3 separate regions of the Homo sapiens genome follow, and all the other regions are linked to region 1. A link is a contact called in ENCODE Hi-C or POLR2A ChIA-PET data. All regions are on one chromosome and are shown on one strand. The core of a region is the stretch at or near the end of the contact, and the rest is flanking DNA. Distances in the headings are between cores, read along the strand shown. Region 1 holds the start of HAR1B (highly accelerated region 1B). Region 2 holds the start of BIRC7 (baculoviral IAP repeat containing 7). Region 3 holds the start of TCFL5 (transcription factor like 5).

Region 1 (3,314 bases), core at 815-3,314:
CGTCTTTGGAATATTAATAGTATGGAAATGTTATTAGAATAATTTTTCATCATGAATAATAAATTAATGGAATAATTCGGCAGCGCCACGTGACATACCCTGCTAAGAGGGGCTTTGTTTTAACAGAATGGGGAGGGTGGGTTTGGGGTGTGGGGGAGGGCAGAGCTGGGGGAGGGTCCGCCCAGGGCAGGCGGGGTTGGGTGGAAGTGAGTGAGGTGCCTGAAGAGATGAAGGCTCCGGAGGCATTTGGGGAGGAGGACAGAGACCTGGGACCAAGTCCTCAGGCACTTTTAGCTTCATGTCTCAGCCAGGGTTCTGGCCCTGGCCGGCTCCTTCCCACAGAAAAGCTGGGAAGAGATCTTGGTAGGTGTCCGGCCCCACACACCATCCTGCTGGGGGTGGCTGGGTTGGACTTCACCATCCCCACAGCCCTGCAGCCTCCCCTCCTGCATCTTTCTCCTTGGTAAATGCCAGGAACCTCAAAAGCACCCAGAGGCCCAGAGAAATTGAGCACACAGGGGTGGGGAATTCAAGAGCAGGAGCTGTTTCTAGGGCCCCAGGGGCAGGGCCAGGGTCTCCTGGTCATTTCTGTGCTCGGGACCCCTGCTGCACCTGAGCTCACTGTGGAAACTGCCTGAGGGGGCCACACGGAGCTGATGGGGACAAGCATGCAGGGTGGGCACCCTTGTGGGCTCAGCTTGGTCCAGGGTGTCCACTGGGGGACGGGGAGGGAGATGGAGCACCAGGGAAGAAGCGTCTCTTCATGTGGTCAGCGCCCCCTCCTTCTCCCCACTCCCTCCTTTTGCCTCCCTTCCTGCTGCTGCCTGCACGGTGAGAACAGAGATGAGATGGCCCCTGCCCGGGAGCAGTCAGCGGCACCACAACCCTCCCAGGCCAACCCAGCTCCTGACAGAGAGGGAGGGAGGCAGCCTGGGGCTGGGGGCCCTGGCAGCAGTGGCACACGGAGTGTGCACATGGATCCTAGTCAGCCTTTTGCAGGGCGCTGAAGCCAGTGGGGGCCCCCAGGGAGGTTTTGGGGGAGTGTTGAGGGGGCCTGAAGGGTTCCGCTCCTCCCACCCAGGGAACCGCCATGCCACTAGTGGGCTGTCCTGGAGACTCGGGGAGAAAGCACACAGGCTGTCGGGAAAGGTGGGTCGCAGGCGGGCAGGGCAGCCCTGCTGTACTGATGGGCAGGCGCTGGGTGGGTGGAAGGCAAAGCCATCAGGTCATCCCCCTCTCTGTCCCTGCATTGGGCCAACCAGGTGTGTCAGGAGGATATTTGACCATTCCTGAGAGGCACATTCTCTCTCTCTCTCTCTCTCTCCCTCTCTCTCTCTCCCTCTCTCTCTCCCTCTCTCCCTCTCTCTCCCTCTCTCTCCCTCTCTCTCCCTCTCCCTCTCTCTCTCCCTCTCCCTCTCTCCCCCCTCCCTCTCCCTCCCTCTCCCCCTCTCCCTCTCCCTCTCTCCCCCTCCCTCTCTCTCCCTCTCTCTCCCTCTCTCTCCCCCTCTCTCTCCCTCCTCTCTCTGTCACACACATTTGCACATCCTGCAGTGTGAATGGAGTATGAATGTGTGTGGTAGGCGACAGCTGTGTGTGTACGTCCGGGTGCGTGTGTGCGTGTGTACATGTGAGCGTGTGTGCACGTGAGTTAGAGCCTGAGTGTCCCCTGCGTGGGTTAGTGTGTGCGCCCGCCCGGTGCCCTCCGTCTTGGGAGTCTGGGCTGCTGCTCCGCGGGCTCTGGAGCCGGCGCTCCCCACGAGCCCGGACTCTCCGCCGCGCCCGGGAGCTGCGCAATCGGCTGCTAAGACGCCGGCGCCACCGGCTGGGCCCTGTTCTCCCCTCTCTTTTCTACAGTCTTACCCGCAGCTGACAGGGTTCGAAAGAGCATGAAACGGAGGAGACGTTACAGCAACGTGTCAGCTGAAATGATGGGCGTAGACGCACGTCAGCGGCGGAAATGGTTTCTATCAAAATGAAAGTGTTTAGAGATTTTCCTCAAGTTTCAAATGAGGCGAATCCCGTTTTCCGCGATGCTGCAGCGCGCGGGTTTTAACCGCAGGGTCACGCGGAACGCCGCGCCGCGCGACTGTGCCTCGGTCTCTGCGCCCGGCTCTCCCTCCGGTCCGCAAGAGGAGGAAGGCCCGCGGCGTGCCGAGGTCAGCGGCGCGGAGCCACCAGGCGAGACGGTCACGGACGCCTGAACCGAGGTCACCGAGGCCACGGGGCCGGGAGGCCCTCAGCAGAGCCCGGGGGCTCCGCACCTCAAGGCCGGCCAGGAAGAAACAGCAGCAGGAGCCCAGGGCGCCCCGGGGAGCCCCCGACACGCGGGCCGAGCGCCCAGAGCGGCCCAGGCCCTCGCGAGGAGACCGGCCTCCCCAGGGCGGGGCTTCCGACTCGGGCGCCCGTGAGCCCCGGAGGCGGCGCGAAGGGGCAGAGTCCGCGTTTCTAACCAGCCCCCGGGTGGGCGGTGGCCCGCGCGGCACGGTGGGCGCGAGCGCCGTGGGCTGGGGCCGGCCTGGGCTTTCAGGGCGAGGGCTTTCCGCGCCGGCCCCAGCCCACCCGGCCCCGCTGCGCGCCCCTCACGCTGCAGCCTGGGAACCTGGGCCGGGAGCTGCGGGCCGCTCCGGGGAAGCGGGCCTGACCTCCCCTCCCCACCGCCGCCCCTGCGGTGAGATCCTGCCTGCCGGGGCGCAGGGGCCCGCGGTTGGGCTCCGGGAGACGGAAGAGGCCCCACAGCTCGGGCCCCACGCAGTGGACGCTGCCACTTAATTTTGGCGTAATTGATGTCAAGGCGGGTGCCCGGGCCCCCAGTGAAATGCCTCATGAACTCGCTGCGAGGAACGGCGCTCCACGCGGTGCACGGTGGCCAATCAGAGCTGCCGCTTCTGATGGAGGCTGAGCCGGCTGGGGAGGCGTCTTGGCCAAGAACCAGCCCCAGCCTCGCTCAGGGCCCCAACCCGCAGACCATGTAATTAAGCTGCGTTCTGCAGCCAGGGCAAGGTGCGGAGGGGCCTGTTTCTAGCATTGGGGAGGAGGAAGTGGGGAGGAGGGAGCGGGGAGGAAGGAGTGGGGAGGAGGGAGCGGGGAGGAAGGAGGAGTGGGGAGGAGGGAGCGGGGAGGAGGGAGCGGGGAGGAAGGAGTGGGGAGGAGGGAGCGGGGAGGAAGGAGGAGTGGGGAGGAGGGAGCGGGGAGGAAGGAGGAAGGAGCGGGGAGCAGAGGAGCAGAGCGGGAGGGAGGATCGTCGTGCAGGGGGCCTTTGTGGATGAGGCTGGGATGTCCCTGCCCCTCCGTTCCCTCCAGAGTCTCAGCTCTGA
Region 2 (3,148 bases), core at 13-2,512, 130 kb after region 1:
GGTGGCTCTGGGCCTTGCATAGGAAAGGGTTGGGGGTCTCGCTGGGGCCTGGCAACACTGGCCTGAGTATGACCAGAACAGTCACCAGAGGCCTCCTGGGAGGGCGGGTGCAGCCCCAGCCCCCGCCGTGAGTGGGGGTCGGGGGGCAGGTGTGAAAGTGTGGTGGGCAGCAGCTGGGTCTATGCGGCTCAGCAGTGGGAAGAGAACGGGCCAGGCTTCCAGGTGAGCTCAGGGACGGTTTTCACTGCAGCTAACCCTCTCCTGCCCACCTGCGCTCCCCGTGGCAACCAGCGGCCCTGCAGCGTGCGACTCCTCTTTATTCTTCCAAACTCTGTGAGCCTGCACGCTCCCATCCAGGACGGAACAGCAGGGGAGAGTGGCTGAAGGATGACAGGGGGCTTTTAGGGCCAGCCGGGTGGATGAGCTGGGTTTGCTGGGGTTGAGGGCTCAGTCGGGGGTTGGGGGGTGTCGAAGTCTGGGCCCCATCCAGCTGTCCTTTTTGTCCCGCCCAGGTGTCCCTGGGGTTCCTGTTCTGCCCCTGGCTTCTCTGGGGTTAAGTCCTCCTCCCTGTTCCCTCACTGTGGGGTTTGGCAGTGTGGCACAGTGTGGAGCTTGGACCGGCAGCCAGGGTCACAGCAGACCTCAGGAACTCCGATTCCAGTGCCAACACTGAGTACTCCTCTTTTGGGGGCATCAGAGCCTCTCCCTTGGCTACCTGGGGAGGCTGGTATGGAGGGAGGTGGAGGGAGATGGGGGAAGGGGGAGCGGGAGGTGAGGGCAGCTCGGGCCCTTCTTTTTGCTCTGATCTTCCTGGCCTGAGGACAAGAGCTGCTCCCAGACCTGCAGAGGCCCCTTGGGGCAGAGGGATGTTTCAGAGAACAGCCGGGTGACCTGCCTCCCTGCTCTGCGTGACGCAGCCCTAGGCCCCTGTGAGGCTAGAGTCACCCCCGCAAGGTGGGAGGTCACGGCCCCTGCCTGCACAGGCAGCACAGCTCACATGTCCTTCCTTGAGCCTTCTCTGCTTCCGGAGGCTGCCCTGGGCGCCTGACCTTGGAGCCATCATCTCCAGCTCCCCAACCCCTCCCCCACAGCCCTGGGGCAGACACCAGCCTGGGGAGGGGTCTCCATGCTCAGTTCCTTCCCGTCTTGTTCAGAGAGACGTGGCCTGCCCACGTGCAGTCAGCGGCATCCGCAACCCTGCCAGGGGCCCCGTGACACGCCCCCGCTGCACAGAGCATGTGACCCCAGAGGCCACCCTGGCCACTTCCAGAAAGCTGTGGGCCCTGGGATACTCCCCTCCCAGGGTGTCTGGTGGCAGGCCTGTGCCTATCCCTGCTGTCCCCAGGGTGGGCCCCGGGGGTCAGGAGCTCCAGAAGGGCCAGCTGGGCATATTCTGAGATTGGCCATCAGCCCCCATTTCTGCTGCAAACCTGGTCAGAGCCAGTGTTCCCTCCATGGGACCTAAAGACAGTGCCAAGTGCCTGCACCGTGGACCACAGCCGAGCCACTGGGCAGCCGGTGATGGTCCCACGCAGGAGCGCTGTGGACCCCGCTCTCTGGGCAGCCCTGTCCTAGGCCTGGACACCTGCAGAGCCTGGGACCACGTGGATGGGCAGATCCTGGGCCAGCTGCGGCCCCTGACAGAGGAGGAAGAGGAGGAGGGCGCCGGGGCCACCTTGTCCAGGGGGCCTGCCTTCCCCGGCATGGGCTCTGAGGAGTTGCGTCTGGCCTCCTTCTATGACTGGCCGCTGACTGCTGAGGTGCCACCCGAGCTGCTGGCTGCTGCCGGCTTCTTCCACACAGGTCAGTCCCGGGCGGGGGGGCCTTCCTGCCGTGGGCCTGGGCACGATTCTGGACCCTTCCAGCCCAGGGCTCTGCCTCCTCCGTAGCATCCATCCCCCAACAGGAAGGGTCTGGCCTGATGACGGAGCAGTGGTCCTGCAAGCCCCTCCAGTGCCCATGGGCTCGTGCCTGACACCCTCCCCCGGAGTCTCTGCTGGCTGAGTGTTTCAGACCGTGGGATGTGAGGAGGGGCTGCCTCTGGCCACAGTCTGAGGGTCTCAGCTGTGGAGGCCGCCAGCTTGGTGCACAAGTACCCCTTTGTGATAGAAGTGGGTGGGGCTGACATTGCCTGGGGCCCTCACCTTCCCCGCTGCTGTTCTGCACAGGGAGAGGAGATGTTTAAAGAACAGGATCAGGGTGACCAAGGCAGGCAGTGGTCAGCCAGAAGGTCCTGGATGCTCAGCCTGTGGGGAATTTCTCCAGGCCCCAACCTGCAGCTACTGTCTGGTCTTCCCCAACTGAATCAAGTCCCCGGAGTACCTATCCTAGTCTTGGCCCGGGCCTGCTCCTCTGCCCTACAGCTGCAGACCATGTGGTCAGACCTGAGTTCAGGTCCCAGCTCTGCCACTTCCTGGCTGAAGGACAGGGCAGCAGGGCCCACCGAGGGCTTTACAAATACTGGCACAGCCATGGTCATTGTCAGCAGTGGGCTCTGGCGGGGCACCATCCTGGTAAGGCTGGACCAACTTAAGACAGCTGGTCGGGGGGACAGTGGCTGGGACAGTCAGAAGCCGTGGCGTGAAGGGGCAGGCCCAGCTCACCCACCTCCCTGGAAGTCCAAGGCTCAGGAGGCAAAGGCCAGGCAAGAGGCATGGCAGGTGCAGAGCCGGGGTCTTTGGGGCTGGTAGAGGTCCAGTGCCCGATGCAGCCCAAACCTGTGATGTCAGTGGCAGGTGACGTATCGCATGGATGCCGATGAGGGGACGGGGTCGCCAGGAGGTAGAGAGATGACGGGTCCCCCACCCCCAAAGGGAGGCATGAGTTCCTAAAAGCAAGCCTGGCCCCAGACTGGCCTTCTAGGGCAGCCTCCCTTCTTCTTCTCACTGGGAATCCATCTTGGGGAAGCAGAGACCTGGGGAGGGGCCCTTCTGGCTCCTGAAGCCCCAGGGCTATAGATGTACCAAGCCCTGGGGGGCCCCCACTGCTCACTCTGGGAACAATGCAAATGCCAGCTCAGTCCTTTCCTGAACATTCTCGCCCATCCTGGCCGGCACCCCAGTCACCCTTGTCCCCTTTTCACCTTTGATGCTAATGAGGTACAAGTGACATCCCCCACCAAGCCCCCTGCCCACCCCCTCCTCCTTCT
Region 3 (3,229 bases), core at 15-2,514, 240 kb before region 1:
GTGTGACCACGATGGGCAACTACAGGCTGGGATGAGCAGAAAACTGCGGACGCAGCCCCTTCCACAGCCATCCCTGAGGGTCGCCAAGGGGGCGGCTGCAGGCTGGAGCCTCATTTTAGAGCTCAAAGCCTGCAAACCCCCGTCGGGCCTTCCTAGGCTTCCCTGACATCCAAGAGTGCCACCCGGAGCACATGGTTCCCAGGAATTCTGCGCGCTCGGCCCCACTCCAGGCGGGGCCACTGAGGGAGGGGGTGTTTAGTTTCTGGAAGTACCTGCTCCCCGGGGCCCGCACAGCGCACACAGCCTTTCGGGGCGGCCCCAGACCCGGTGAGGTCCGCGCCCTGTGCCGCCGGGAGGGCAGGCTGGGGGCGTGCACAGCGAGGGCCCCCTTTGCCTCCGCCCCGGCCCCGGCCCCGGCCTCGGCCTCCACCCGGGCCCCGCCAGCCCCCGGCCGCCGGGCACGCACTTGTTGAGCGCCCCGCCCGGCTCGGGGGGCTCGGGGCCGCGCGGCGCGGGCGGCGGCTCGGCGGGGATGCTGTTGAAGCGGTCCTCCAGGCGGACGCGCACGGCCGGCTTGGCCCGGGCCTCGGGCGCGCCGTCGGGTCCAGCCGCAGCCGCAGCCGCGCCCGCGCCCTCCTTGGCGGCGCCGTCGGCCCGGGCCCTCGCTCCGTCCCCGCCGCCCGACGTCTTCTCCGCCGCGCCCGCCTCGCTTAGCAGCATCATGCGCAGCTCCTGGAAGTCGATGTGGCCCAGGCAGGGCGCGTCGGCCGCCAGCGCGGACGGGCACAGCACGGGGTACACGGGCGCCGCGCCCCCCTGACCGCCCGCCGCGAAGCCGCCCGCGCCTGCGCCCGGGCCCGCCGCCGCCAGCAGCGCCGAGTTGAGGCGCGTCTCGAGCTCGCCGTCAGCCGCCGCCTCCATGTGCGAGCAGAGGATGTGCTGCAGCTGCGTGTACTCCACCTCCGTCATCTCCACCAGGCTCAGGTCGGTGGTCGTGAAGCTCAGCCCCGGCTCGCCCAGCGCCGCGTCCCCGCCGCCCGCGCCCTCGACGGCCGCCTCGCCGCCTGCCGCGCCTGCCTCCGGCGGCGGCTCCCGCGGTCCGGGGCCCGACATGGCGGCGCGGCGCGGCCCAACGGCGGCGAGGGCGACGCGGGCGGCGGGCGGCGGGAGGCGGGAGGCGGGAGGCGGGAGGCGACCCCCGGCCCGAGCACTACTCTGCGCCGGCCACAGCCGGCGCGCCGTTGGGGGAGGGAAAACCGCTGAGTGCCGCGCACAGCGCCTGCGCCGCCCCGCCCCGCAACGGCAACCCCACCCCTGCGCCAGCCCCGCCCCCTCCGTTACCCGCCGCCGCCGGCCCCGCCCCCGCCCAACCGCCCGCACGCCCGGCCCCGCCCCACGTCGGCGGATGCTTGCGCGGAGGGCCCGCCCCCACGGCCCAGCCACGCCCCCACAGCTAGGCCACGCCCCCAGCTCAGGCCACGCCCGGTTCCCAGCCACGCCCCTGCTGCCCGGCCACTCCCCGCTGAGGCCCGGCGAGGGCGGCTGCGCTGGAATCAGCGTGATACCTACGCGGTGACACCCTGGGGAGAAGCCACGTCCGTGCGTGCACGTGCGCCCCATTACAGCGGCAGGAATGAAGACGTTGTCAAAACAGCTCCCTGGACCCACAGTCCACAGTGCCCAGGCCATCCGCTTCATCCGCGTAAAATGCGCAGCGCATGGCCGGGTTCTGTGGCTCATGCCTGTAATCCCAGTACTTTGGGAGGCCGAGGCAGGTGGATCAGGAGGTCAGGAGATCGAGACCAGCCTGGCCAACATGGTGAAACCCCGTCTCTACTAAAAATACAAAAATTAGCTGGACGTGGTAGTGCGTGCCTGTAATCCCAGCTACTCGGGAGGCTGAGGCAGGAGAATCGCTTGAACCCGGGAGGCGGAGGTTGCAGTGAGTCGAGATCTTGCCACTGCACTCCAGCCTGGGCAACAGAGCCAGACTTCATCTCAAAAAAAAAAAAAAAATGCACAGCGCGACGGTGGTGGTACATTCCCAGCGCTGGGCCCGCCTCCACCGCTGCATTCACCACCGGTCTCCTGTAGCAGTCAGCACACTGCCCCTCCCCCGCCTGCAGCCACTAATCTTCTGTGTCCAGGAGTTTGCCTAGGCTGGGCCTTCCCTGTTAAGGGAACTATGCAATATGTGGTCTTTAAGAGACTTATTTTTGCAATCTTGAAATAATTCCTGTACTTAACCTCTCACCCACATTCCCATCTCACTCAGTGGTTGTCTGTTCTCTGTCTAGGCATTAGGACACTTAAAGGCCTGTGACTTGCACATCGTCTTCTAAGCCGGGTCTGAATCTTTCGCTCATTTCATCACAGTTTAGACACAGACCAATATATTACAATGATTCAACGATGGGCTATGAAAGCTCAGCCATGCAAATCTAAACTCACACATGTATACATGAAAATAATATATCAGTTTTGGGCAAAACATCAGGTTTCAGAAAACACTACCAAGGAGGAAAGCAAGGACTTAAAACTCTCAAGGACATGGCAACAGAAGTCGTCTAACGTAAAACAGAGAGGGAAGGCTAAGAGAGTGAGCAGAGCATCAGTGAGCTGTGGGGCCGCTTCAAGCAGTGTGATTTGAAGTCCCCTGGGGGTGGAAGGATGGGGAGAAAGACATTTTAAGAAGTAATGATTGCCAGGTGAGGTGGCTCACGCCTGTAATCCCAGCACTTTGGGAGGCCGAGGCGGGCAGATCCCTTGAGGTCAGGAGTTCGAGATCAGCTTGGCCAACATGATGAAATCTCGTGTCTACTAAAAATATAAAAAATTAGCCAGGTGTGGTGGCATGTGCCTGTAATCCCAGCTACTCAGGAAGCTGAGGCAGAAGAATCGCTGGAACCCGGGAGGTGGAGGTTTCAGTGAGTAGAGATTGCACCACTGCACTCCAGCCTGGGAGACAGAGCAAGACGCTGTCTCAAAAAACAAAAACAAAACAACAAAAAAAAATAATGATTGAAAAGTTTTTTTAAAACTACAAACCTACAGACCCAAGAAGTTTAACATACCTCAAACTCAAGAAACATGAAGGAAACTACACCAAGATGGAAAGCAAATTGCTTTATTTATTTATTTTTTTATTTTTTGAGATGGAGTCTTGCTCTGTCTCCCAGGCTGGAGTGCAATGGCACGATCTTGACTCAGCACAACCTCTGCCTCCTGG

What was found. Hi-C counts contacts between places; a loop is a spot of excess contacts on that map. ChIA-PET counts read pairs that join two places held with the same protein, here RNA polymerase II (POLR2A). Pooled maps may share reads with other maps.
Region 2: a loop to region 1 is called in a pooled map, with 2.7 times the contacts of the local background. The contact joins the promoter of BIRC7 here to the promoter of HAR1B in region 1. A Hi-C loop is called at or near these places in 2 of 50 pooled maps. POLR2A ChIA-PET finds 5 or more read pairs at or near these places in 2 of 52 experiments (H1 and OCI-LY7).
Region 3: a map of CD8-positive, alpha-beta T cell shows a loop between it and region 1 (21-fold over the local background). The contact joins the promoter of TCFL5 here to the promoter of HAR1B in region 1. A Hi-C loop is called at or near these places in 3 of 168 maps with a recorded cell type or tissue (CD8-positive, alpha-beta T cell, ascending aorta and naive thymus-derived CD4-positive, alpha-beta T cell), 2 of 37 single-sample maps with no recorded cell type and 9 of 50 pooled maps. POLR2A ChIA-PET finds 5 or more read pairs at or near these places in 3 of 52 experiments (CD4-positive, alpha-beta T cell, CD8-positive, alpha-beta T cell and PC-3).

Annotation. Positions count from the first base shown.
Region 1 is chr20:63,100,255-63,103,568 of GRCh38, forward strand. HAR1B (highly accelerated region 1B) reads right to left here and starts at 2,065. Exons shown (of 3, transcript NR_152601.1): 1 at 1,861-2,065. HAR1A (highly accelerated region 1A) reads left to right here and starts at 1,038. Exons shown (of 2, transcript NR_003244.2): 1 at 1,038-3,000; 2 at 3,301-3,314. RefSeq lists a silencer at 2,114-2,503.
Region 2 is chr20:63,234,643-63,237,790 of GRCh38, forward strand. It overlaps BIRC7 (baculoviral IAP repeat containing 7), which reads left to right and starts at 1,263. Exons shown (of 7, transcript NM_139317.3): 1 at 1,263-1,803. The coding sequence starts at 1,455. RefSeq lists enhancers at 79-680, 1,028-1,147.
Region 3 is chr20:62,860,558-62,863,786 of GRCh38, forward strand. It overlaps TCFL5 (transcription factor like 5), which reads right to left and starts at 1,265. Exons shown (of 6, transcript NM_006602.4): 1 at 467-1,265. The coding sequence starts at 1,113. LOC105372717 (a long non-coding RNA gene) reads left to right here and starts at 878. Exons shown (of 4, transcript XR_936989.4): 1 at 878-984. RefSeq lists silencers at 684-833, 1,334-1,523, 1,574-1,673 and an enhancer at 1,058-1,712.